Linked DNA regions of Homo sapiens: region 1 is linked to region 2. Evidence: chromatin loops called from intact Hi-C (ENCODE). Cell type or tissue: MCF 10A. All regions are shown on one strand. Each heading gives the region's core, and the rest is flanking DNA. Links, peaks and the distances in the headings are about the cores only.

Region 1 (2,821 bases), core at 139-2,638, 500 kb after region 2:
ATGTCCCAATAAACTCATCATAAGTTGAAACTATGGTAAGTCAAAAATGCATTTAATACACCTAACCTACTGAACATCATAGCTTAGCCGGGCCTACCTTAAATGCACTCAGAACACTTACATCAGCCTACTGTTGGGCAAAATCATCTAACTGAAAGCCTATCTTATAATAAAGTATTGAATATTTCAAGTAATTTATTGAATACTATACTGAAAGTGAAAAACAAAATGGTTGTGTATTTGAAGTACGATTTCTACTGAGTGTGTATTGCTTTTGCACCATCATAAAGCTGGCACTATTATATACTATATAATCTTCTTTTATATATGTATATCTATCTTCTTGTATGTATGTATATATGCATATATATATCTGTATATATACATGCATGTATATATGTATATATGCATGCATATATGTATATATACAGAACAGATATATATATGCATGTATATGTACAGATATACACGCATGTATATCTGTATATATAGATATATATGCATGCATATGTGTATATTTACAGATATATATGGTGTATAATAGTGCCTGTCACGTAGTAACTGCTTAATAAATATTTGTTGAGTAATTTAATAAGTTAATGAATGTCCAATTTTTTGTTTGTTGGATTGCTTGTCTGTTTGGTTTTTAAAGTGTCAAGTACTAGGGAAACTAAGAGAAATAATCTGTCATTCATATCTTAGTGTGAATTCATTGACCCTTATCTACATTTTCCTAATAGAAAACTGAGATTAACTTTATTAAAGAAGTAGCTTACCTTGGATCTTGCATTTAAAAAAAACAATCTGGTTCTTCTCTCATTACTATTTTGTTTCTTTTCTTCTTTTTATTGCCACAGAACTTCAATAAGTAAGCTGAATGTATCAGAATCTATTCCTTGTTCATCTACTCATTCTTTAAGGTCTCATCACAACCTAAATCTAATTTCTAACCTCACTGTTTGATTAATCTAATGGTTTTTTTTTTCTCAGTCCTTTTCCTCCTCAGTTTGTCATGAACACCTACTGTTATGGAACAGCACCTCCTTGCAACTCTCTTATTTTGGGTTCCTTAAGACTGCATATCTGGGTTCTTCTTCTTCTCTTTTTGTTGTTGTTGTTGTTCTCCATGACCCTTATATGTGGACATTTCTTAAGGTTTTCTCTTCAGCCATCTTTCTACATTTTGCCCTTCAGAAATCTCAAGAACTTTCACAGCATCAACTGTCAGCACTGAGTGACACCCAAGCCTGTATACTTTTACATCTTTCTCAAGTCCCAGCTCCTCATCTTCAACTGCCCACTATCCAGTGCTTCTTAGAATTATATGCCTGTGAAATGTCAATGCACCCTGACTATAAGACATAGAGGCATTGGCCCCCTCTGGTGGAGGGAGTAGAAAGTAATCTTTAAGTATCTATTTGTTTTGATGGAACCTGAGCAAATTTTCTAAGGGAGATTACATGTGTTGAATATCTACTAAATTCTCTATATTCAAATATATGTACTTTTCTAATAAACTGTAGAACATATGTCTTAGATTAGCAATAATTATTATTTTTTGAGACGGATTTTCACTCTTGTCACCCAGGCTGGAGTGCAATGGTGTGATCTTGGCTCACTGCAATCTCCACCTCCCAGGTTCAAGCGATTCTCCTGCCTCAGCCTCCTAAGTAGAGTAGCTGGGATTACAGGCATGTGCCACCACACCCAGCTAATTTTTTTGTATTTTTGGTAGAGACCAGTTTCACTATGTTGGTTAGGCTGGTCTCGAACTCCTGACTTCAGATGATTCACCCACCTCAGCCTCCCAAAGTGCTGGGATTACAGGTGTGAGCCATTGCGCCCAGCCTAGCAATAATTATTTTAGACAGATCTCTCTTTTGCCTCTTTCTACTTCTTATAGGCCACTTTTATGCAACACAAAGGATTTGGGCCTTGAGAACTCTTCGGCATGATATTAAGGCAGAAAATTGCTGTGTGTTAGATGCTATGAAGGATATAAGATACGGTACCAAACTTAAGAAACTTCACAGTTTAACTGGGAAAACAAGTTGTTCACTCTGGAGAAGTGAATAAATCAAGAAGTAAATCCCAAGATAATATTATGTCACAGATAATATGTCACAGAGCAGTGAGATGCCAAAAAATGGTATAGCTCTTGAGTTTAGAGAAAGTCGAAATCACTTTCGGGAGGTTGGTGTGTTCAGGAATGGCGTCATGGAAGAGGCAGGACTTAAACTTATTCTTAAAGAAGTATTTCCCAAACTTTTAGCATTCTAGTTCCCAATTTTTGCTATGTGAACAAACTATCCATACTGTTTCTCCCATACTGCTCTTTATGTTGACACATTTTTTGTAAATACATTTTGCCTTGCCTTAAACCATCAAATCCATGAAATCAAAGGTTTGATATGCTTTTGTGTTTGATGTGTGTTTGTGTTTCTAATACATGTGAAACATACACAGTAAAATACTCATTATATGGAAATAGTTTTAGAAAAAGATGACTTAAATGGAATCAATCTATCCAAAAGGAATATCAGTCATTCATATTAAATTTTGATGCAAACATTTGATATGGATTTTAGTATATAAATGAAACCAAAAATTATGAAAATAAGTAATTTTATTGCATGCTTAATAGATGTCATTGAAACTATGGATGAATAAAATGTTATTTAATTGAATATTGAGTATTTTTTATGATAATATAACTTTCATGACATGAATAATAGAGGACTTAAAAATGGACCTCTGTTGATCTTATAATACTCAAATTATTTTTTGAGTAACCTAGAATAATAATTCTCAAATCTCAAGG
Region 2 (2,821 bases), core at 311-2,810:
TTTACTTAGGCAAATTTCTGTAGCTGGTTTGAATTCTTCCCCTGAAAATGGTTTTTCTTTTGTACCACATGGCCAGGCTGCAAAATTTCCAAACTTTTACACCTCCCTTTTAAATATAAGTTCCAGTTTTACATCATTTTTTTGCTCATGAGTGTGCATAGGCTACTAGAAACAGCCAGGCTACATCTTGAATGCTTTGCTGCTTAGAAACTTCTTCCACTGGATACCCTAAATCATCACTTTCAAGTTTAAAGTTCCACAGATCCCTAGGGCAGTTGCCCAATGCCTCCAACCTCTTTGCTAAAGCATAGAAAAGTGGCCTTTTCTCTAGTTCCCAATAAGTTCCTCCTCTCCATCTGAGACCATCTCAGCCTGGACTTCATTGTCCATATCACTATCAGCATTTTGGTCACAACATTTTAACAAGGCTCTAGGAGGTTTCAAACTTTCCCTCATCTTCCTGTCTGCTTCTGAGCCCTTCAAACTGTTCCAACCTCTGCCCATTATCCAGTTCCAAAGTCACTTCCACATTTTCAGATATCTTTATAGCAGTACCCTGCTCCTGGTACCAATTTTCTGTATTAGTCATTTTCACACTGCTATAAAGAAATACCCCAAACTGGGTAATTTATAAATAAAAGAGGTTTAGTTGGCTCATGGTTCTACAGGCTGTACAGTAAGTATGGCTGAGAAACCTTAGGAAACTTACAATCATGGCAGAAGTGGAAGTAGGCATGTCTTACATGGCTGGAGCCTGGGATAGAGAGAGAAGGGGTAGGTGCTACACACTTAAACAACCCAATCTCATGAGAACTCACTGAGTGTCATGAGAACAGAAAAGGGGAAATCCACCCCCATGGTCCAATCACCTCTCACCAGGCTCTTCCTCCAACATTGGGGATTAGAATTCCACATGAGATTTGGGTGGGGACACAAATCCAAACCATATCACCAACTCTTTACTTTAAGCCTATGGGTGTCATTATGTGTGAGATGTGTGTCTTGAAGAAAGCAGATGGATTGGTCTCATTTTTTAAAAAAATCAAATCACCACTCTGTGTCTTTTAAGTGGGGCATTTAGACCATTTATATTCAAGGTTAATATTGATATGTGAGGTGTTGATCCTATCATGACATTGTTAGCTAGTTGCTTTGTAGTTTCTATTGTGTGGTTGCTTTATAGGATCTATGGGTTATATACTTAAGTGTGTTTTTGCGGTAGCGGGTATCATGTTTTCATTTCCATGTTCAGAACTTCCTTACTTTTAAAAATACATAGTAAAGCTGGAATGAACTTAGGTTTGACAGCAGAACTAATTCTTTTCATGTTGCAGTAAACTGCCTTACTAAGATTGTTTTCCTGGGAAGTGATCTTTACCAAAAGGTTTAAAAATGTCTTATGGAAGTCTTTAAAGGAGATTATATGTTTATCTAATTGGGGAAATTAAGATAGTTTATCTTTGTGAGTCTTAACTGTATAGCATTCTGTGACATTTACAGTGGCGATGGAAGGGTATGTGTGTATGCTTGTGTGTTCTTGATTTTCTTAAATGACATGAAATCTTGTAAGAAAGATACTTCCTACTCTCTAAAACTAGGGTCCTGAACTATATGATTTCTAAGATTTCTTCAAGCCCAAATATACGATTATGGGTATGATTATTTTTGTTTTTGAGAACAGATTGTGAGGTAGTTGGGGGAATTTCAAACATTTCCACCAGCAGATGGCACTCTAGCATTTCTACAGCAGGCAACCCTTAGCTATTACTAAAGTAGAAGCTAGGCAAAACTGGACACATAAAAAGAAAAACAGTATGAAATATTTTAGTAATTATTGTGATGCAAAATTACATATGTATCAAGTAATAGGCTTCTATATATACAAATTGATTTTTTTTTTTTTGAGATGGAGTCTTGCTCTGTTGCCAGGCTGGAGTGCAGTGGTGTGATCTCGGCTCACTGCAACCTCTGCCTCCCTGGTTTGAGCAATCCCCCTGCCTCAGCCTCCTGAGTAGTTGGGACTAAAGGTACGCTCCACCACACCTGGCTAATTTTTTGTATTTTAGTAGAGACGGGGTTTCACCATGTTGGCCAGGATGGTCTCGATCTCCTGACCTCAGGTGACCCGCTTGCCTTGGCCTCCCAAAGTGCTGGGATTACGGGCATGAGCCATCACGCACGGCCACAAATTGATTTTAAGTCATAATCCCTTATTGTGCTCCACAGCACCTTTCACCACATTTTTATTATAGCACTTATCAAATGGATTTGTTAGCCTGTTCATTCTTCCAGGTACACTGTGAGGTTTCCAAGGGCAAGGATATTCTTATTCCTCTTTGGATCTCAAGGTGGCAGGAGGACACAATACCCGGTCCATTGTCAGACCTCAATAAATATTTCTTGTATTTTCCCCCCCATAATTGGTTAAGTATTGCCTTGAATGTAAGAGACTGTTTACGAACATTGGTCCATGAAAAGTCTTTTTGTTTTATTTTCTTTTTCTTTCAACAACTATCTTATAGGCATCAACTCTAATGCATTTGATGTATGTCCTTTGATGTTTTTGTATCCTTGTAAAATATATTGTTTAACATATGTGTTTAATTTGCACTAACATTTTGCTATAGGTATCATTCTGGTTTTGCGTGTTTCTCACCTATCATTGTATTTAAAACCTATTTTATGTACATATGTATGTGTGTACATTTAGTTCATTGCTTCTAACAGTTGTCCTCATTTTACCTATCTATTTCCTTTATGATGGACATCTAGGTGTCTCCAATTCCTCACTATTAAACTCAGCGCTTTACTGACCATCTTC

What was found. Peaks named below come from ENCODE experiments on the same cell type or tissue, not always from the same donor. Only the 100,000 strongest peaks of a DNase experiment are listed, where the experiment ranks them.
Region 1: a loop joins it to region 2, with 19 times the contacts of the local background. A loop is called at or near these places in 13 of 110 quality-filtered maps.

What each region holds. Positions count from the first base shown.
Region 1 is chr10:98,747,045-98,749,865 of GRCh38, reverse strand. All of the region lies in intron 3 of HPSE2 (heparanase 2 (inactive)), which reads left to right. Among named protein-coding and RNA genes, the nearest start is that of MIR6507, 180 kb to the left of the region's middle. In MCF 10A, for the core only: a CTCF peak has its summit at 1,355 (motif pointing left); a DNase peak (open chromatin) is centred at 1,375.
Region 2 is chr10:99,245,828-99,248,648 of GRCh38, reverse strand. It overlaps a transcript of HPSE2 not described here. Among named protein-coding and RNA genes, the nearest start is that of HPSE2, 11 kb to the right of the region's middle. In MCF 10A, for the core only: a CTCF peak has its summit at 1,703 (motif pointing right); no DNase peak of the experiment used is centred there.